2 separate regions of the Homo sapiens genome follow, and region 2 is linked to region 1. Evidence: chromatin loops called from intact Hi-C (ENCODE). Cell type or tissue: B cell. All regions are shown on one strand. Each heading gives the region's core, and the rest is flanking DNA. Links, peaks and the distances in the headings are about the cores only.

Region 1 (11,566 bases), core at 1,695-9,694:
GCCATACTGCCTGGACAACTTCTTTTTTGTTTTTAAAGAAACTGTAAAGAGGCCAAAGATTTAGGACAAAGGAGCTCATTACCATCTTTGGAAATAACTTTTTTTTTTTTTGAGACGGAGTCCCGTTCTGTCGCCCAGGCTGGAGTGCAGTGGCGCGATCTCGGCTCACTGCAAGCCACCTGCCCTGGGTTCACGCCATTCTCCTGCCTCAGCCTCCCAAGTAGCTGGGACTACAGGTGCCCGCCACCACGCCCCGCTAATTTTTTTGTATTTTCAGTAGAGATGGGGTTTCACTGTGTTAGCCAGGATGGCCTCTATCTCCTGACCTCGTGATCTGCCCGCCTCGGCCTCCCAAAGTGCTGGGATTACAGGCGTGACCACCGCGCCCGGCCGGAAATAACTTTTTGAGGGAAGATCTTCTCTTTGTATTTGAAAATGTGTCAGTAATAGTCTTTACTAGTTGGAGTGGGGAAGAAAGCTTTTAATTTCACTTTTGAATTGTTGATTACACTGGTTCCCTCCACTCCCTTGCCCCCATCTTTATTCTGTTTTTTGTTTGTTTATTTTTCTTCACTTTTTAGTAGGAGAGTCTTCTTTAAAAACAAATTCCCTAGGGCTGGGTGCTGTGGCTCACGCCTGTAATCCCAGCACTTTGGGAGGCAGAGATGGGCGGATCACAAGGTCAGGAGATCAAGACCATCCTGGCTAACACGGTGAAACCCCGTCACTACTAAAAATACAAAAAAAAAAAAAAAAGCCGGGCGTGGTGGCGGGCGCCTGTAGTCCCAGCTACTTGGGAGGCTGAGGCAGGGGAATGGTGTGACCCCACGAGGCGGAGCTTGCAGTGAGCAGAGAGTGCACCACTGCACTCCAGCCTGGGCGACAGAGCGAGACTCCATCTCGAAAAAAAAAAGAAAGAAAGAAAACTAGGTGAATAGTAACGAGTTTATTAGCCACAACCTATTTGTAATGTCATTCCTGAGAATTTGCAAATAGCCCTGGAGGTTACACTAGGAAGTTTCTTGAGTTGACATCCTTGATCATAGTCTTTTATTAGCAGGATATAATAGAACTATAAGCTCAGACCACCTTAGCATTTAACAATGATCTATCATAAAACTGCAATTTGGAGAGGTGGATGTGTATTACACACCCCTCGTTTAAAAAACATCAACAAAGCAAAACATGCTGCTCTTTTTAATTGTGACTCATCTCAGTTATGAAGAAATTAATTCTTAAGAAAGAATACGGTGTCTTAGTTCGTTTTCTATAACTTATAACAAAATAGCTGAAACTGGGTAGTTTATAAAGAACCTTTTCTTTATTTCTTACAGTTGTGGAGGCTGGGAAGTCCAAGGTGGAGGGGCTGCATCTAGTGAGAACCTTCTTGCTGTGGGGAACTCTTTCTGCAGAGTCCTGAGGCATTGTGGGGCATCACATGGCTGGGGGGCTGAGCGTGCTCATGTGCTAGCTTAGGTCTCCCTTCCTCTTAAAAAACCACCAGCCCACTCCTGTGATGACCCATTAATCCACAAATGGGTTAATCTATTCATAAGGGCAGAACCCTTGTGATTCAGTCACCTCTAAAAGGCCCCACCTCACAATACTGCCACATTAGGGATTGCATTTCAGTGTGAGTTTTGGAGGAAACAAATATTCATACCATAGCACAGAGTTGTCCTTATTATGCACACTGATAGAGATGATCAGAAAATAAGAAATTATGTTTAAAAACACACATACAATGAACCACAAACACCCTAATTCATTCCCAACATATGAGTGCTTGAAAGATGTTTTCTTCCATTGGAATGTGCCTGGTTATCTGAAGCCTGAGTGTGACCTGAGCCAACCATGTGACAACGTTAATTACTGATGTGCAAAAATTAAAGAACACTCAATTCTGCACCATCATCTCTGAATGTGGGCACTTTCCCAGAATGATGAGGAACATTATACAGTATGAGTTCAATCCCCCTAAGTCTGACAGTGAACTGAAATTAGATGGTTGTTCAAAACAGACTTCCCTCTCTGTTTTTCATCTTACTATTTTCATCTCATCTTTTTCTTTTACAATTGGCTTCCCACTTTCTAAATAAATGTTGCCATACCCCAGTAGCTTTAGTGCAATGCCTAGGATCATTTTGGCCTGTGTTCCTGATGCTTCATTATCTCGTTTGAATGAAAGAGCAGCACTGGGTCCTCCAATTTCAGTAGGTGCTATTCAGGGCACCTGTTGGCTTGACATGGTCATGGGTTTGAGTTGTGAAATATGGACCCTTCCATGTGGGTATCAGCACAGAGAAAGCACAGGACATTAGTGGTAGGAAAGAAAAAAGAAACAATACCTTTCCCCTAGATTCCAGTGCATTATTTTGTTTCCCTTCCACTTACTTATCCTCATATAAATGCAAGTGTTCAGAGCTAGAAACCTCAAAGATGCTTCCTGAATTCAAGCCCAGCGTCTTCAATCTGGGGCACAGAGTATGTGAAGGAAGCTGCAGGATACACCCCAGCAGTTCTGTGTCATTAACAGTATTTCATACAGGAATAGCTTCTAAATTCACCTTGTAAGCATCCACAGTGAATCTGAAACAAGCTTTCTGAGATTTCCCTTTCTAAGGTGATTTGGTGTATGTGGGTTCTCACATCAGTGAAGCTAGGAAATCCAAGCTACAAGAGTTAATCTCTGTTTCAAGGCGGGTAAACACCTTAATGTTTTCTGAGACTCCTGGTGCTAATTTTCATGTTTAAAATGCCCACAGAAATATATATTACCCTTTGACAAAAAGTTACCAAAAGATTCAAAGAAGGAAATGACAGTATTCCTTTAAATGTGTTAGTGTTTCAAAGTCTTGCTAAGAAATAGTAGAAGAAGTATTACTAATACTACTTGCTAAGAAATATTAGTTGCTAATACTATTATACTTGCTAAGAAATGTTATTTTTTTCATATTCTTATCCTGAGAGGAGTAATGGGTTGGCCATGTAGCCTTAAATCTTTATCCTTAGGACACCCTGGATCTTAACCTTTAAAAATCAGACTTATTATCAAATAAATGTATTCAGCCTAGATAAATTTAAAATGGGCACGGAAGCCACGAAGTTATCAGCTCTGAAGTATCTAAAGTTGAACCCTTTCCCATGACCTAAGATTCTCAGTAATTTAGTAATAAATGACTTACCAGTGGTTCTCAAACTTGGCTGCACGTTTGAATCACTGGAGAAACTATAAAGAACTTGTTACGCCTAGGCCACGCCGCAGGCCAATCAAATCATAATCTCCAAAAATGTTCCAGTTATTAGTACATTTGGAACTCCTCAGATAATTCTAGCACGTATCTGAGCTTGAGACCCATTGGATTAGGCCGTTCCTGCATTGCTATACAGAAATACCTGAGCCTGGGTAATTTATAGGAAAAGAGGTTTAATTGGCTCACAGTTCTGCAGGCTGTACAGGAAGCATAGTGCTGGCATCTGCTCGGCTTTTAGGGAGACCTCAGGAAACTTACACTCATGATGGAAGGCAAAGGGGGAGCAGGCATGTCACATGGTGAAAGCAGGATCGAGAGAGAGTGGGAGGGGGAGGTGCCACACAAGAAGCCACTGTCGCAAAGACAGCACCAAGCCATGAGGGATCCACCCCCATGACTTGAACACTGCCCTCTAGACCCCATGTTCAAGCATTGAGGATTGAAATTCAAGATGAGATTTGGGCAAGAAAAACTATCCAAACTGTATCACCCATTCACTGGTAACTTCTCATGGATGGTAACAGAAATAGGAAAGAAATACACAGTCAAATCTTAGAACCTTTTTTCATTCTGGTGTGTAGCTTTGGAATGTCTGGAGTCTGTAAGACTTTTGGAAGGTGAGAATTAATTGTTCATTCATTCATTCATTCTTCCATAAACATTCCTTGAGTGTTGATATGTGCTGGATTTTTCACACTGGATTTTTCACACTGAACTGGACCTAACTTATTTCTCCTTTGGTCGAAAGACCGCCAGGCCTCAGCTGGACCTCTAGAGCCATTCTAGACAAGAGCAAATCACTTGGGCGTTTCTGTATTAGTCCAGGCATTGTGGATGCTGATGTGGGAGAAGGAAAAGTGGGTCTTTTCTGTGTAAACAACTTCATGTCTCAAGAAAATTCTGTTCTGTGTCCAGCTGACAAACTTGTCTGTGCAGATAAAGAACCTATTGATGCACAAGTTGTCACCAGGCTTCTGTGTAGCAAAGACTATTCCAGAGAACACTGAATATGGACTTAGAGTCAAAGTTGATGGTTCTCATAGATACCTTAATGCACTTTGCCTCATTATAAGTTTAGATTCATTGATTGTTAGAGTTGGAAGAGACCTTGGGGACTTTCTGGTCTGGCTGGTTGATTTCTAGACAAGGAAACCGAGACCCAGGAAGGGGATGTGACCAGAATGTGGTCATAGTGTCAGAGACAGAACCAGCTCGTTGATGCCCCTCCTGTGGGACCATTACAGGCTCTAGCACTGCATCCCTACACATATGAGTGCTAGCTATGCCCCCACAGTGGGTACCCTGCATTGTACTAAGGAGGCCTGGGGTGCTATTAAGAAAATACCTTCAGGACCAGCCTGGGTAACATGGTGAAATCCCATCTCTACAAAAATATGCCAAAATTAGCTGGGTGTGGTGGCACATGCCTGTGGTCCTAGCTACTTGGGAGACTGAGGTGGGAGGATCACTTGAGCCTGGGAGGCAGAGGTTGCAGTGAACCGAAACCACACCACTGCGCTCCAGCCTGGGTGACGGAGTGAGAGACCCTGTTTCAAAAAAAAGAGAAAAGAAAAAAACCGCCATTTGTGCACAAGGGTTTTTATTGTCATTTGTTTGTTTGTTTATAAGGATTCAAGGAAAAACTCATTTCACAATCAGTATCAACATGTAGTACTTAATCTTTAAAAAACAACAACAAAACTAGCTTACAGACTTAAGAGCTTAGTTGATTTAGGTATCATAGTCTTGGCTCCTTAGTTGCCCATTGAGTATAGCTCCATCTTCTGGCAGCAAAGAGAGGTGATTTGAAGCTTAGGATTTTGAATTCTGCTCATTTCTTGAAGTGGCCTATGGTCTACAACACAAGATCTCTAACTATACAGTAATATGTTACATGTGTGTGTGTATATACATTTTTTTTACATAAACACATATATATACACGTGGATAGATAAATAACAAGATGACATATTTTGATGTTCATTTAACAAATGAGAAATCAAATCAGAAAGTATTTAACGACTTGTTCAAAGTCTTGCAGTTAGATGTATCAGAGCTAAGACGCAAGCTAATCTCTTGATTGCTTGTGCAATTCCACTAATCAGTATGCATTTCTTTTTGTGTGCACTTTTATGGATATATTTTGGTAAACTTGGTGAACTTGGTTAATGATTTTCATCAAGAACTTTTTAAAAGCACCTTTCTGGCCAGGCACGGTGGCTCATGCCTGTAATCCCAGCACTTTGGGAGGCCGAGGCAGGCTGATCACGAGGTCAAGAGATCGAGACCATCCTGGCCAACATGGTGAAACCCCGTCTCTACTAAAAATACAAAAATTAGCTGAGTGTGGTGGCGCATGCCTGTAGTTCCAGCTACTCGGGAGGCTGAGGCAGGAGAATCGCTTGAACCTAGGAGGCTGAGGTTGCATTGAGCTGAGATTGTGCCACTGCACTCCAGCCTAGTGATGGAGAGAGACTCTGTCTCATAAAAATAAATAAATAAATAAATAAATAAATAAAAACACCTTTCTGTAAAAGTTGGGCAATACAACAGTTTAGCAACTTGACTGTTCTTGGGTTCAGTGAGAGAATGAAGCGCTAATGCTTAAGACATTTATTGTCTACACTAAATTAACTTTCTCCTTTGCAGCTAGAATGGTGCTGTCTTGGAGGACTGAGAAAGTAGTCACTTGAATCATTTTCTGTGTTCTGTGGTTCAGATGAAGAGCCCCAGTTGAGGAAAAACTGGAAAGTGAGAATCTTCTACTCTAGTACTTTCTGAAGTGTTTACTCACTGGTTTGATATGTATCCCTCTAGATGTTTTACTCTGCCTGTAAGATCATTTAAATATACACACACACATTTACATACAAACAGATACCTGGATACAATGCAGTACAGACAGCAAGGTGATCCAAGAACTGGGGTGGGCCAGGTGCGGTGGCTCACACCTGTAATCCCAGCACCTTGGGAGGCTGAGGCGGGCGGATCAACTGAGGCCAGGAGTTCGAGACAGCCTGACCAATGTGGTGAAACCCTGTCTCTACTAAAAATACAAAAATTAGCTGGGCATGGTGGCACGTACCTGTAGTCCTAGCTACTCGGGAGGCTGAGAGGAGAATTGCTTGAGCCCAGGAGGTGGAGGTTGCAGTGAGCCGAGATCGTGCCACTGCACTCCAGCCTGGGTGACAGAATGAGACTCTGTCTCAAAAAAAACAAAGAACTGGGGTGACCCAGAGGAAAGGTGATTGGTGCTGCAAGCTGTGAGAAACAGCAAAGGGTTCTCAGTGGAGGTGATAGAGAAATGAGTCTTAAAGGATGAGTATTTTCGTAAGAAGACAGGAGAGTGATGAGCACACTCAGAGACGAAGGTGTGCATGGCTGGGGAGGGCGGGGTGTGCGAGACCTGCCGGGGTTCAGTAAAATGTTGGTGTGGGGCAGGGTGGAAGATGATGTGGGATGGGCAAGTAAAGACCAAGTGATAGGGGAGGGGGGCAGGGAAGTGCTTGGGAAAGGGAAAGTCATGGTCCATGCCTAGTGCTCCACCCCCAGGCCTATGTGCACAAAACTAGGTAAGGACAGGCATTTCTGTTTTTGTGCCCAAATGTTGCCTTCCCCAAGACCACCCTGGCCCACCATGTCCCCATCCTGTGCCTATAAAAACCCTGAGACCCTAGTGGGCACACACACAAATGGCTGGACATCAAGAGGAATGCACCGGCAGACCCACAGGCAGCAGAAGACACCATCAGGCCATTGACCAGCAGAAGGACGTGGAGTTTGGCTGGGGCAGTTGGAGGAGAGCCCAGCCGCTGGGCAGCATGACTCCAGGGGAAACCACCTTCCCACTCCATTCCCCTTCTGGCCTCCCCTTCCACCTCACTGAGAGCTACCACTCCATAAGAAACTTTGCACTCATTCTCCAAGCCCACGTGTGATCCGATTTTTCCGGTACACCAAGGCAAGAACCCCAGGATACAGAAAGCCCTCTGTCCTTGTGATAAGGCAGAGGGTCTAATAGAGCTGATTAACACAAGCTGCTTACAGATGGCAAAACTAAAAGAGCACCCTGTAACACATGCCCACTGGGGCTTCGGAAGCTGTAAGCATTCACCCCAGATGCTGCTGTGGGGTCGGAGGCCCACAGCCTGCCCGTCTGCATGCTCCCCTAGGATTATCAACAGCTGGCACTGAGAACGTGAGCCAGTCCCCCTGTCGCACACCCTGCAAGTGGGATAAGGGAACTTTTCCCATTTCACAAGTAACAAGTGACTTGTAAGCCATGCCAGTTGTTTGAACTTTCTCCTGTACTACAGGGAGCCAGTGCTGGATTTCATGCTAAGAAGTTTTATCAGTTCTATATTTTGGAGAGATCACTCAGGAGACAGCACGGAAAATGGATAGGAAGAGAGTGAGACCAGAGGGAGTTGGGGAGAACAATTAAGTGATTATAAACTGTGAGTGATCATCTGTGAGATAGGAATAATAATGCCTACTTTATAAGGCTGTTGCAGAATGAAATAACACCTGCCAATGTGCCTGTTTATTAAAATGAAAGGTATTACTTTTAATACCATCTGGCCAATATTTCAGTGCTATCACTGTTCTTGTGACTGACAATATCCCAATTTTCTCAGCATTATTTCCCACACTGATTATAATGTGAGAAAACAAGAATTTGACCCTAGTAAGGAGGAAATGATTTTTTTTTCAGTTTCGAAAAAACATAAGCGTTTACTTAGATAAACGGGAGGGTTTGCCAAGACATCACAATATTCTTCAAGTACTTTTGAGGCAATTCCATGCCAGGGAACCACGCCTCTCTTTTTGTGTGAATAAAATTTCAGCTTTCTGGGCTGCTTAGAGTGACAATGGTGGGTAGTGAAAGACCTGGTCCTCTATGGCCTTTGCTTGCGGAGAGAGGCCTTTCCCAGACTAGACTGTAAACCCGGAAGTGCCTGAAAAGCGGACCGGAAGCTGATTGCGGCTCGTTGACGTAACTTTCTCCTTGCACATTGCAGGGCAATCTGTGCCTCGCTATCCCCACCTCATCCTCTCTTATAATCAGTTTCACTCTTGTCTCTCCCTTCCGATTGTATTTTCTTACATCCCTTGTCTTCATCTGGCGTTCATAACCTAAGTAGGTCAATGCCCATTACTAGAGAATGGCAATAGCAAGGAAAGGCATTTTGTGGTCTTTTGCTTCCTCTGAATTACCTCATAATTGCTTCCAGGGATGCCCTGCAGATCAGTAAAATGATCGAATGGAAAAAGTGAGAAATGCTGAACTTTTTTTCTCCTCTCTTTTGTGCTTTGCTTTTTCTTTCTTTTTCTTAAATTTTCCTCATTTGCCATGGAGTTAAAAATTTGTGAATCCTTGAACTGGGGTACATGAGGCTGGAGGGGAAGATGTTACTCTCACTCCACAGAAGCACGTGTAGTCAGTAGCAGGCTGACCCTTTGGGTCCTGATGTTCCCTTACAAAGCTTGGGGGCTTTGTAACGGGGCCTGTTTGTACATTTGGTATCAGTTATTTTTTATGCATGAATTAATTTTAAAATGTTTTCTTGGCTTTTTCTGGAGTTTTCTTGCTTGGCTGTCAGTTACTATATGGACAGAAGTCTGCTTCAATGCCCATGTGCTTTTTTCCCATTCAAGTTGACTCTCTCTGCCTGGACCCACTTCCCTCTACCATTTCTGTGCATTATTGGAGATTATGGAGGCTTTCATGTAGGTTGCCATATAAACCATTTTCTCTCTGTATATAGATGTGTCAGCTCATGCTTACTTTGGGCCTGGTAAATGATAAGTGATGAAAATTAAGTTGAGTTTCTTTTTATCACCTGAAGTTGTTTTCAGTGACATTATTATGGCTTTGAATTACGCACATTTCAGGACATTTTGCTGTTTGAGAGTCAACATCCCTTATGGATGAAGATCCTCTTGGCCATACTTTGGAAAGAGTGTTGACCTCTGGGATTTCGCTGTGCTAGTTGACAGAATCTCCATTTTCCATTTGCCTATAACTGACATCTCTGCCTCTTTTCTCTGTTCAGTTGATTCTCTTTTTTGATGACACTAGCAGATATGGGCTAAGGAGAACCTCTTTCTAATTACTCTGGACTTCTCCCTATTCCTTCTGCTTTTCAACATGTCTTTTTCTGATTCTGTCTGACCCACTGGAATTTCATCTGTTAGGATGTTTACAACCGAGTATCTTGAGCACATCCACTAGATTCAAGATAATTCAACAAATCTCTGCACCCACAGAAGTGGATATTATATTGTTAATGATGGCATTAATACTTTGACTTTAGATATTCTAATTTTATAGAAATAACTGAATTTATATGAGCTCTTGGATAGTCTCATAACTTAGTTAAGTTATAGCGTAATTGCTTTAACATGGGCTAGGGAGTGAGAATAGACATAGATTGAATCTCAGCAATGACAATTATGAGTTCTGTGATCTTGGAATACTTACCTAGCCTCATGGGATCTTAGTCTCCTTCCTTATTTTCTCCTCTTTTAAAAATTGAGAAAATAATACCTACTTCATGGGCTTGTTGTTAATGGTAAATGAAATAATTAAAAATACTTAGTGCAGTCTTAACACATAGTTAACAATAAATGGTACAATAAAACAGCAATGTAAGCAAGGCCTAACAAAAGTTATAAAATTAGCTCATCACTAGGTTTAGATCTGTGACATCCCAGGGGACTGAGGAAATTGCACTTATCACAGAAGAGTCACAGCTGAAATGTTTGAGAAAACAATGTAAGAGAGGTTGTCAAAATTCCCAAACATATAAAGGGTAGAAGATGAGATCTATAGACTGGAAAGCTTGACTTCAATGCACAGCAAAATTCTGGAACAGAAAATTAAGCAGATGGTTTGTGATCATTTAGTAAAGACTGTAGTGGTTGCTAGGAGCTAACATGGGTTACTAAGAACAAATCTTCCCGAACATCCCATTTCCCTTTTAAATAGTATTATGTGGTGTGTAGAGCTGAAGAATTCTACTTCTGCAAAGCATCTAATTGTCTCCTTATGGATGGGATGGTAAAACACAGGCTAGATGATAGTACTGCTAGGTTTGCAGCTAGAGAGCAATTGAAGCCAGCTGATTAACGTCATGGTTATCTTGATGCGGGTCTCTGGTGGAATACCATGGAGCTCTGACATGTAACCTTCCATTTAAAATTTTAATTAGGAATTTGAATGAAGACACATGGGATGGATATTTACCAAGTACACAGATGGCCCAAAGTTGGGAGGGATAATAAGAGCAATAGATGAGTCAATCAACATTCAGAACACTGCTGATCATCTGAAACGCTGCATGGAATCCAGAATGATTGGATTTAATGAAGCTAAAGGTGAAGACATTAAGCTCTCACAATATCAACCCGAGTAAGAAAGGAGATTGTGGGCTGGGTTCAATGGCTCACGCCTGTAATCCCAGCACTTTGGGAGGCCGAGATGGGCGGATCACGAGGTCAGGGATGGAGACCATCCTGACTAACGCGGTGAAACCCTGTCTCTACTAAAAATACAAAAAATCAGCCGGGCATGGTGGCGGGCGCCTGTGGTCCCAGCTACCAGGGAGGCTGAGGCAGGGGAATGGCATGAACCCGGGGGGCGGAGCTTGCAGTGAGCCGAGATTGCACCACTGCACTCCAGCCTCGGAGACAGAGCAACACTCTGCCTCAAAAAAAAAAAAAGGAGATTGTGTTTGGTAGAACTTCAGATTAAAATGATCTGGTGATTTAATTGGCCCTAAACTGGATATTCAGTAATTAACTATGTGCCATGCTCTTTGTTTGGCACTGGGGTGACAGTAGTGAAACAGTCAAAAATCCCTCCCTACCTGGAGTTTATATTTTCTGTGTGCCAGTGGTTATGCATTGGCTCAAAACTACGACAATGAACTTGTTAGCTTTTATTGGTAGAAGTATAATATCCAGTTCATGTTGGTTACTAGTTCTCCTTTCCTTGTTTTTTTTGTTTGTTTGTTTTTGTTTTCGTTTTTGTTTTTGAGACAGAGTTTTGCTCTGGTTGCCCAGGCTGGAGTGCAATGGCACGATCTCAGCTCACTGCAACCTCTGCCTCGCAGGTTCAAACGATTGTCCTGCCTCAGCCTCTGAGTAGCTGGGATTACAGGCACATGCCGCCACGCCCAGCTGATTTTTGTATTTTTAGTAGGAATGGGGTTTCACCATGTTGGCCAGGCTGGTCTGGAACTCCTGACCTCAAGTGACCTGCCCACCTCGGCCTCCCAAAGTGCTGGGATTACAGGCATGAGCAACCG
Region 2 (11,566 bases), core at 1,138-9,137, 440 kb before region 1:
CTGACACCAGCCCGCACACCCTGTTTTCACTGTGCAAAGAAAAGATTCTTGGTTTTGCCCCCACAGTAGTTCCATCATCTGTGTAGACAGGTCTTCAGACATTCGCTTCTGGTGTCTTCCTTTATCCTATTCCATCTTTCCTTTCTTGAGAGAACTTTCTCATATACTGAGGTTCAGAGTCTAGATGATTCTCAGTATTATCAGCAATGGAGTCTTTTTTTCCCTTTCCCTTGTTTTTAATGATATCTGAGAACAGGACAGAAAGGTTTTATTCTGTCATCTCTTCATGCAACTGTACTCTCATTTATTTATTTCTTCTTTTTTTGAGACGGGGTCTCACTCTCTTGCCCAGGCTATAGTGCAGCGGTGTGATCTTAGGTCATTGTAGCCTCAAACTCTTGGGCTCAAGGGATCCTTCTGTGTCAGCTTCCTGAATAGCTGTGACCACAGGTGTTCTCCTTCACACCTGGATAATTTTTAATTTTTTTGTAAAGACAGAGTCTCTGTGTTACCCAGGCTGGTCTCAAACTCCTGGGCTCAAGCAATCCTCCCATCTCAGCCTCTCAAAGTGCTGAAATTACAGGTGTGAGCCACCATGACTGGCCTTGTTCTTCAATTTTAAGGCTTTTATTTTTATTTATTTATTTTTGAGACAGTGTTTTACGTTGTCACCCAGGCTGGAGTGCAGTGGCACGATCTTAACTCACTGCAGCCTCGACCTCCCATGTTCAAGTGATCAGTCCTCCCACCTCAGCCCCCCAAATAGCTGGGACTACAGGCGCATGCCACCTCGCCCAGCTAATTTCTGTGTATTTTGTAGAGACAGGGTTTTGCCATGTAGTCCAAGCTGATCTCTACCTCCTGACCTCAAGCGATCCACTCACTCAGCCTGCCAGAGTGCTAGGATTACAGGTGTGAGCCACCACACCTAGCCTAATTTTAAGGCTATTTAAAAACATATACTCAGTACCCCTGAAATTAGGAGCATGCGGTGCCCAAGTCCTTTTCTTTCTTGATGTTTGTTTGTGTTTTTTTAGGGATGATCCACCAACACATTCTCAGCCAGACAGTGATGATGAAGCAGAAGAAATACAGGTTGGTACCAAATAAAATAATCTGTTCTGTAGACTGTTGTAATTTAAATGATCTCTGAGATGGTTCTGACTTGTAGATCTTATCTTACATCTGATAAAATGAGAAATTACGTGAGAATCTTACTTTGACATATATTTTCACATATGCTGTATTCCGGAAAAGATGTCTCCTGTTTGATTTATAATTTTTAGATGGAGCACTGCTTTTTGAAGCCCAGTGCAGTATTTAAATTTAATGTTTTATTTTTTTCCTCTTTTTCATGCAGTGGTCTGATGATGAGAACACAGCCACGCTTACGGTAAGAGCACAGCAGACTCAGCGTGGGGACAGCCTCACACTGTCACACAAGGGTTAGCGTCAAGGTTTAAGTGCATACCTCTCTTAAATTCCTAGTCAGTCACCATCTCATATATTATTTTCCCTGTGGGCTGTCGTTTTTATTTTGAAAAATAACTTGAAGCATCATTTAGCAGGCAAACATGATTTGCCCTTTTTCCCTTTGATTGCAAAGGAAATATTTCGAGTGCGTATTTGATGCCTTGACTTCTGTTAAGCTCTGACTCTCTGCAAGAAGGAATTACGCCTAACATTAAACTCTGAGATTCCTAAATCTCTGGAACATAAAGTGAAAATCTGTATTTCCTTATTCAAGTATATTTATTTAGTTAGTTAGTTGTTTTGTGTATTTATTTTTGAGACAGATTCTTGCTCTGTCGCCCAGGCAGGAGTGCAGTGGTGTGATCTTGGCTCACTGCAACCTCCGCCTCCCAGGTTCAAGCTATTCTCCTGCCTCAGCCTCCTGAGTAGCTGGGATTACAGTCACCTGACACCATGCCCGGCTAATTTTTGTATTTTTAGTAGTGACAGGGTTTCACCATGTTAGCCATGGTAGTCTCGAACTCCTGACCTCATGTGATAACACCCGCCTCGGCCTCCCAAAGTCCTGAGATTACAGTTCTGAGCCACAGCACCTGGCCTCAAGCGTATTTAAATGGCATAAAAATTACTGTTTCTTTCAAGCGAGAGTAGAGAGGTATGTGACTTTTACCAGTGTTTTACATAAAAATGTAGAAGTTATCAAGCATATTACAGTGTTTCAGGATAAGAGTGCTGTTGTGAAAGTTAACCTAAAATTTTTTAAATGAAGGTATTTTTAAAGGAGTGAGTGAAGCAAATGATCTATTTCTAAAAATAGGTGAATGAAACTCCTCATACCTTGAGTTGACGGGAAAGTTTTTAGTGAAACTCCTTACAAGTAAATGTAAAGGCAGAAATACAGAAAACTAGTTTTGTGGGAGGGTCTGTTCTAATCCAGCTCTAGATAAGAAGATACTTGTTTATTTTAATGAACAAGATATGATTGCCAGGATAGAAGAAAAAAAAAGAAGTGGAGCTGCTCAAAACTGACATATTTCTTTAGATTTAAAAAGGGAAGCCTGCCAGCAGGTGCCTAAGTGGAAAGTTTGCGTGTTTCATTTACTCCAGATGCCATTCAGATCACTCTCCTTTTATGAAAATTCCATTCAGTGTCATGTAAATGTTACTTATCTGCCATACTCAGGGCACTAAACTAGATTCCGTGAGATGAACAAAGATGAATATGATTTCATTTCCACCATTAGGGGTTTGTAAACCAGTGGGAAAGGTGACACAGGCAGGGGGAGATGACAGTGCTGTCAGATCAGAGACAGCAGTTACAGCTGAGGGCACCAGAATGCCTGACAGGACAAGTGGTATCTGACCTGGATTTTAATAGTGGTGGGGAGTATCAGTATCAACTCATTTTTAAATATGTATAGATGGGCCTGGCGCGGTGGCCGATGCCTGTAATTCCAGCACTTTGGGAGGCCAAGGTGGGTGGATTACTTGAGGACCAACATGGTGAAACCCCGTCTCTACTAAAAACACAAAAAGCTAGCCAGGCATGGTGGTAGACGCCTGTAATACCGGCTACTTGGGAGGCTGAGGCAGGAGAATTGCTTGAACCCAGGAGGTGGAGGTTGCAGTGAACCAAGATTGCGCCACTGCACTCCAGCCTGGGTGACAGAGAGAGACTCCGTCTCAAAAAATAAAATAAAATAAAATAAATATGTATAGATGATAGATACAGCAATTAATAATATAAAGGTGTGTGTGTGTATTTACCAAACTCTGCTCACTAAGAAGTTTTAGAATCAATGACATGTAACATCCTGGTAGCAGTGAGCACGCCTGATGCCTTGATCTTGGTTTCTAAATACCATTCTCCACTAAACAAAATTGAAGCTTCTTGGAGATATTCTGGACTGGGATTGGGAAAGTAAAAATGAGCCTGCAACAACTTGTGCCAGAAACTGTGGAAGTGCTGAAACAATGATGTGACATGACAAAAAGATGCCAGAAGCTAGCTTTGGGCTCTCACTGTCTAAAAATATGAGCATCATAACAAATAGAGTTTGAGTATTCTTAATCCCCAAATTCAAAATTGAAAATGCTCCAAATTCCAAAACTTTTTAAAAAGACTGACTATCACTGTGTTGCCCAGGCTGCACTCAAACTTCTGGGCTCAAGTGATCCTTCTGCTTCAGCTTCCTGAGTAGCAGGTACTGCAGGTGTGTGCCAGCATGCTTAGCTCCCAAAACTTTACGAGCACTAACATGACACCACAAGTGGAAAATTCCACACCTGACCTCATGTGACAGGTACAGCCACAATGCAGGTGCACAACCCAGCTCATTCAGCCTCCCCAAGGGAAAAATGAAATTACCTTCAGGCCGTGTGCATAAGGTGTATATGAAACGTAAATGACTTTTGTGTTTAGATTTGGGTCCCATCCCCATTATGTATATGCAAATATTCTGAAATCCAAAACACTTCTGGTCTTACCCATTTTGGATAAGGGATACTCTATGTGAAGTATAAGAATAGGTTATGACCTATTGACTAAAATAAGAATTGCTGATCCCATAGTGACATACATAAGTGATTAAATAAGTGGGGAAAAAAGGAAGCTTGTCTTTATAGTACTAAAGGCACTAACTAATACATGTAGTAGGAATGATGGAATTAGGAATTACTATTTGGCAACCATTGTAATAATATTTGATTGAATAGATGCTAAAATTAGTGGGTGAATATACAGTGAGAAAGAGGATAGTTCCATCTTTTCTAAGTATCTTCACCCAAATTACTTACTGTTTGCGCAAAGAAAAATAGTAATGTTACAATGCAAAGACCTGGCAGCCAAGTGATCAGTATTAACCTTGTCAGTGATGGGACAGACCTGTCATGTGTGCCTCCTGATACGATGCATGGGAAGGACACCACCTGTCACAGCTGCGCAGCCTGAGTCTGCTTGGGAGGAGACATCCAACAGACTCAACTTTTAGAAATTGTATAGAGTAGTTGCCCTGAACTTTTCAAAAACGTCAAGGTCATAAATGGTAAGAACAACAGAGAGAGGAACTGCCACAGATTGAAGAAGATTAAAGGGACCTGACAACTAGATTTAGTCCATGATTCTGGCTAGACTGGATGCCTGGACCAGAAAAAAAGTTTCAGTTTTTTTTTTTTCTGTAGAAGACGTTACTAGGACACTTGGCAAATTTTGAATAAGATCTGTATTGTGTCAGTGTTAGTTCCGTGATTTTGATAGATAATTTATAGAAAATGGTAAAATCATGACTCATATAAAACTCTTTAATGCGTGTTGAAGATGTTATTTAACTCATGAGGGAACCAGACAGATTGTTAGAACTGGTTCAAAAGAGAATCCAAAGAAAAGATATATTTTTAGATCAGGAATATTGAAATGAGTATGTAAATGAGGCAAAACTGGTTTTGCCTCCCTGCAGTATGGGAGAAAAGACAATTGGACCTCTTCCAGATGAGATAGAAATTGCCTGTCCGTAAGAATTAGTTCATGTCACTATCACTTACCTAGAATTTGCCAAGTTGTAAAGTAGCTCACAGACCTGGCTAAAAACAGATAACCTAGAAGGTTGTGCTGTATGTAAACAGTACATAGTCTTCCACTTAAGACTGTGCATAAACTTTTTATAATTTAAATTTGTTTTAGGATTCTTATGGCAGGTTATCCTAAAGTTGAATAATTTTGAGGATTTGAGGGGACTGATCACATCTTTTAAAAGGCATACATGAAAAGTAATCCTTAGATGTCAAGCTTTATGGGATAGGAAAATTAAATTGCTTTGTCTTTGAAAGTTGAATTCTTTCCCGTTGTAAAGTTTGTGCAACAATGCCGTTCATAGGAAATACTGCCAGTGCCCATCTCACAGAAGTGGGGTTTATGGCTAGAGCGGTAGGGGAGCCAAGTCAGCCGCTTCAGGCAATTATAAGGAAATGCCCTCACATAAATCATAATTGCTTTGGATGGGGAGAGATGAATGGAAAATAAAGGACTCAGTGCTGCTGTTCATTTTGAAAACCTCTCTAAATTACTCTAGTCTCATTTCATGTATCTAAGCTGAAGTCGTCTAGTGGAAGATAGATAGTTATTAACCAGTCTAGAGGTCAGATTTATCTGTAACAGAAAGAAAGGCAGCCTAATTGGACCTTAAGCTCTCGTTTTTATTCCCTAGCCTTTTGCTCAAAGCTGTTTCTTGTTTTGGGGGATATATGACCATGTTTTAAAACTCATTTCTTTGGTCTTTTCTCAGACTCTTGTCACAGTTTTTTCTCTCGCATAGCTGGGTTAGATCTTGGGGATCCACATAACTATTTGATGTCATCTTGGAATGTGTAGTTTAGTTAATTCAAGATGTAGTCTGTCTTTTTTTTTTCCTAGGGAAGAAGTTGATTACTGGATTTTTTCAGAACTTATAGTTGCCCGATAGGGGGCAGCAATCCTCTTTACAGGGTATAAATGAAAATTAATGACTGCGTGGAGAATCTGTTAATGTTTTTGTTTTTTTATGTCTCTTGAGGGCCCTACTTCCCCCTCTCTTACTTACCTTTTTTTCTTTCTTATGTCCATAAGCTCCTGTGATAGTGACCTAGGCTCAAGGCAGGACATAATGACATCAGGCTTAAGTTCCTGTTTAACAGCAGTATTTCTATTCACTTCCGGGTCGAAACAAACACAGAACGTTTTGGTCACTAGCTTATATAAAATATGCATTTTAAAAATCATCCAAACAGGAAAGAACGTTTTACCTTGACTAAGGTTCACATTTTGAGTTTTGCTTGTTTTAAAACTTGTCTGGAAATAGCAGTGTTTAAATACAGTTTGCCACATCATTTATTTTTCATTCTCTCCGTGGCTTTGGGGAATACCATATGGCTAAGACTCTTCCTGCAAGTGGAAGGGCTTCTAGCTCTTCAAGTAGGGATGTTATTTCTGACAACTAGAGTATTGCTACAGGTGATATTCCACCTGTCTATTTTCTCTTGATGAATGCTGGTTTTATGTCGGTGTACAGAGAACCATTCACTCCTTCCTCACATCCTCAGAAGCCTAGTGACTTGTGTCATTTCAGCTTTGCAGGCTTTGATTGTCTGGAAAATGCCATTTAAGCAGCTGATTATTTTATTTCTCTTTTTGGTAAATGTACTTTATCACTGATTTTATTTAGCTGGGTTCAGAAATTCTGATAGTAATTTGTATTCTAAATTCTGTTTTTAACACCCTAAACTATAACCTTGAGATTTTGATCTTGTTTTATATATATACTGTGATGATATTGACGTGCCCAATGATTTCTTCTCTCTCTGTAGGCACCAGAATTTCCTGAGTTTGCCACTAAAGTCCAGGAAGCTATCAATTCCCTCGGGGGCAGTGTCTTTCCTAAGCTTAATTGGAGTGCCCCAAGGGTAGGAACACATAAGTAATTCTCTTACTGTTTGAATATTCTTTGTTTTGCTGTTTATTTCATTTCATATCCCTACAGAGGGTCTAATTATATTCCTAATTCTAGGAAAAATACTGTGGAATTTATTATTAATTTCCCTCTACTGTTTTACTTTCCGGATTTTGCTATACACTTGCCTGGGTCTGTGAAATACTGTATATTCTGCCAAAAGGTAGTTTCCACGTCTTGTGTTGCTGATTGTTTTTGAATTCTGAGGAAATTCATACTCTGCCCTTTTCAAAACTTCAGCTGTTCAGTTTAACAGAGAAATTTTTCTTTGTTGAAAAGTAATAAAAATAAAAAAAGTAATAGTGTCATAGGCTATAGAAATAGAGTGGTTGGAGAAGTCAACTGATCTTTTCTTAAATTGTGTCTTATTATTTTAATACTGCATTGACAAGATTTTTATAAAAGTTAAGGCCTGTGGAAAAATCCGTTAGTTGTTTTAATCCAATAGAAAACAGTTTTGTATTAGCAAAGCTTATTTAAGGAATCAGAGACCTATTTGTAATTTCAAAAGTTATCTCATGCCTTTTTTATTCTAAAATGAATGATAATTTGTACTTAATCTAAGTTTTGTTTTTACTTTTATTATTTTTTCTTTTTTGTTTTTACTTCTAAAAATTAATTATACTCTACATGTACAGAATTTAAAATTTCAAATAGATTTGGAAGCTTGCCATGAAAATCAGCAGGTCTTGACACCTATTTTACTTCACCATTTCCTACTCCCCAGAGGTAGCTGTTTTCAAATATTTTAGTACTTTTCTTCCATGTAGTGTGGATAACTGGATAGTGGTTTGCAACTGTTAGTTTTCTCAAAATTCTGTTATATCCTGTGTCTGATCTGTCTGTGGGAGAGTTGTATTTTTTAAATGACTTAATTATTCTGTAATTTTTAGGCATGTTCCACTGAGCTTTGTGCCTGCTTTGCATTTGCCTTCCCATCTTTTGTTCTTATGTATGAGACATTCACCATTTAAAGTTGTAGTGGTTCAGAATAGCTCACCTCCTTCTCTTTCAGATTTGATAGACGTGGGGTGTAACTGCTCCAGCCGCCAAAGTTCAAGTGTTTGGCTGCCACTCCCCAGAAACGGGAAGAGTGGAAATTGATCTCTCTTTTCTTGGAGAGTAGCTGGTCAGGCTATTTCTTTACTACCTTAATCTTGTAGCCAAAATGTCGATGTTTCTGATACCTCATTTTCTTCTCTTCTATTATCAGTAAGAAAAACACTGGGAAGTACTTAGGCCTGGGCTGAAATGTGAGGACCCTGACATCTCAGTGTTCATAACCAAGTGTCTGAAATGCAGTGGTGACGCTTTTTGTTGTTAAGCATAATTTAACATTTGACAGTACTGCTTAAATTTACTTGACTTTCTTCCTTAAACCCTTGAAGTGATATGCATTATTGATTTTGTTATAGGCCTGAGCATTCATAGCAGCCAACATGGAATATGGACTAAATAGCATGTGCTTCATTCTTTAGGATGCGTATTGGATAGCAATGAATAGTTCTCTGAAATGTAAAACCCTCAGCGACATCTTTCTGCTTTTCAAGAGTTCCGATTTCATCACTCGTGACTTCACTCAGCCGTAAGTATCTCTTATTCTCTCATGTCAATAGTTTCAGTATTTGTGCAAATTTCTCTATAGATGAAATTCCATTACTTATAGTACTATTATAAATCATAGCTCCATATAACAAAGCTATTTCATATTGCCAAAATGACCTGTTAAAGCAAATCTTTCTTTTCCCTTTATAGAAAATGGTGTATAATGAATATCTGAAAATGTTAAGGACTTCCTGCGTCTCTGCCCATTAAACATTTCAGTAATTTTTTTTCTATTATAAAACTGATAAATATTTATCATAGAAAAGCAAAATTAGGGATTACAGCTAAATAAAAACAGGAAATATAAAAGCTCTCATGGCCGGGCGCGGTGGCTCACGCCTGGGATTCCCAGCACTTTGGGAGGCCAAGACAGGTGGATCACCTGAGGTCAGGAGTTCAAGACCAGCCTGGCCAATATAGTGAATCCCCGTCTCTACTAAAAATACAAAAAATTAGCCGGGCGTGGTGGCACGTGCCTATAGTCTCAGCTACTCGGGAGGCTGAGGCAGGAGAATGGCTTGAACCCGGGAGGCGGAGTTTGTAGTGAGCCGAGATTGCGTGCCACTGCACTGTAGCCTGGGCGACAGAGCGAGACTCCATCTCAAAACAAACAAAAACAAAAGCACTCATGATCTTGCCACAATTGGTTATTATATTTCTAGAATTCTATCTATAGATAAATATAATATAAATACATCTATCTCTACCTATATACAGATTTTTTTAATGGGATCCTATAGTTTGTATTTCTTTTTTTTTCTTTTTTTTTTTTTTTTTGAGGCAGGGTCTCACTCTGTCTCCCAGGCTGGAGTGCAGTGGCACGATCTCAGCTCAGTGCAACCTCTGGGTTCAAGCGATTCTCTTGCCTCAGCCTCCCAAGTAGCCGGGACTACAGGCATGCACCACCACACCCGGCTAATTTTTTATATTTTTAGTAGAGGCAGGGTTTCACCATATTGGCCAGGCTGGTCTCGAACTCCTGACCTTGTGATCTGCCTGCCTTGGCCTCCCAACGTGTTAGGCTTACAGGTGTGAGCCACCACGCCAAGCCTGTGGTTTATATTTCTTAGTGGGCTGCTTTTGCACTTACCAGTGTGACATCATTGCGTGTCTAAATTCATTATTTTCCATTCCCTTAGTGCTGCGCCTCTGGAGAGCTGTACCATGACATATTTGACCTACCCTCTGTTCTTCCAGAGCTGCAATGAATATCCTTGAGCTAACTCTTTGTGCACTCCCCTAATTTTCTCCTTAGGATAAGTTTCTAGAAGTGGAATTGCTGTATTTCTTTCCTTTTGCCAGTCACTCTATAGCTAAAGAATTTGACAGTGCAGTCAGCGTTGTAGGTGGACGGAATACCTGCCCTGCTGAGCCGCAGGTGCTCTCTTTATGCTTCTTTTGTTGTCTTCAAATAGCAGCTATTTTTCTAGGTTTTTCTTCCTGTTGCATCTTAAACAGACCAGTTATCTCAGGTAAACTCATCTTTAAACTGGTCTTTAAAGCATATCCCAGAACCTAGAAGCAGGAGCATGAGAGTGAAAATCTTGCATAAGCATGCCACTTCCGCCCTGTCCAGTTGAGTTTGTCCTGCCAGTTCGTTCCATGTCAGACTCAAATCCTTTTTTTGAAGTGGATCGTGGCATGAATAACTTAAGTTCACTACGTGTCGGTCGTGCATCAACTCTGGCGTGTGAGCTCTGCAGCTTGGACATAAGGTTGTAGTATTATATTAATTCAAGAAAGGGAAGTTAAGTAATCAGTGAGTGTGGTTGTGTTACATCGTATTACATGTTTATTGTATAAGGATTTTACTTGTATTGGTATTTCTAGTTTTATAGAAAAAAGTGTGTGTGTGTGGTGTGTGTCTGTGTGTCTGTGTCTGTGTGTGTGTGTTTAATAGAGATGGGGTCTCACTATGTTGCCCAAGCTGGTCTCAAACTCCTGGTCTCAAGTGATCCTTCTGTGCCTGAGCAAGTATTGTTTTGACATTTAATTGTCAACCCTCTGGTTGTGTTGGCACAGGTGTTGGTAGCCTGTTTTAGTAACCAGTAGTATTTTCATTCTAGGAGATACCCTCTGAAAAATAGAACAAAGTTGTGGCTCTTTTTTCCATTGTAAAGCTTTTTGACATCTAATGCTTTAAGAGGTCTTAAAATATGTTACACTGAAAATGCTGTCTACTTGATAATTCAACTGATAATGGTTTTTTTTTTTTTTGACGGAGTCTCACTCTGTCGCCCAGGCTGGAGTGCAGTGGTGCAATCTTGGCTCACTGCAACCTCCGCCTCCTGGGTTGAAGCAGTTCTTCTGCCTCAGCCTCCCAAGTAGCTGGGATTACAGGCGCATGGCTACCACGCCCAGCTAATTTTTTTTTGTATTTTTAGTAAAGACGGTGTTTCACCACGTTAGCCAGGATGGTCTCCATCTCCTCACCTCGTGATCCGCCTGCCTAGGCCTCCCAAAGTGCTGGAATTACAGGCGTGGGCCACCGCACCCGGCCATGCCCAACTAATTTTTGTATTTTTAGTAGAGAAGCGGATTCACCTTGTTGGTCAGGCTGGTCTTGAACTCCTGATCTCGTGATCCGCCCGCCTTGGCTTCCTGAAGTGCTGGGATTACAAGCGTGAGCCACTGTGCCTGGCCCTTATAAGGATTTTTATATGCCTTTAGTGTCAGTTGCAGTGAGTGTGGGAAGACACTTTTGCCTTTCCAGAACTAACTATAAATTGCTTTTAATTCTGAGGCTGATGTTTTTTTTAAATCAGCTTTGCAATTTAATGATCAGCTGCCTCCTCTTAAGCTACGTCTTGCTTTTTATCTTCGTTTAACTGATGTTCCAGTGGATGGTATGAATAATAGTCTGTTGTTTTGCATTTTGTACTTTTTGACTTTTGCATGGCAAGGAAGTTAAATCAGCAAGTGAGTTTGAGGTCTTGGATTTAGAGTGTTTACCCACAAAATGCCATCCTTCTGCTATTATAAATAATTGGGAATTGGCAGGAGCAAAT

Evidence for each region. Hi-C counts contacts between places; a loop is a spot of excess contacts. Peaks named below come from ENCODE experiments on the same cell type or tissue, not always from the same donor. Only the 100,000 strongest peaks of a DNase experiment are listed, where the experiment ranks them.
Region 2: it touches region 1 in a loop (20-fold over the local background); 16 of 110 quality-filtered maps call a loop at or near these places.

The regions. Positions count from the first base shown.
Region 1 is chr10:12,651,686-12,663,251 of GRCh38, forward strand. All of the region lies in intron 2 of CAMK1D (calcium/calmodulin dependent protein kinase ID), which reads left to right. It overlaps MIR4481 (microRNA 4481), which reads right to left and starts at 1,512; the gene lies at 1,453-1,512. RefSeq lists an enhancer at 4,517-4,576 and a silencer at 4,905-5,199. In B cell, for the core only: CTCF peaks have their summits at 5,043 (motif pointing left) and 5,242; a DNase peak (open chromatin) is centred at 5,036; H3K27ac peaks cover 789 bases.
Region 2 is chr10:12,208,930-12,220,495 of GRCh38, forward strand. It overlaps CDC123 (cell division cycle 123), which reads left to right. Exons shown (of 13, transcript NM_006023.3): 3 at 1,038-1,095; 4 at 1,361-1,393; 5 at 6,811-6,906; 6 at 8,432-8,538. Among named protein-coding and RNA genes, the nearest start is that of CDC123, 19 kb to the left of the region's middle. In B cell, for the core only: CTCF peaks have their summits at 5,937 (motif pointing right) and 6,139; a DNase peak (open chromatin) is centred at 6,032; H3K4me3 peaks cover 638 bases; H3K27ac peaks cover 2,252 bases.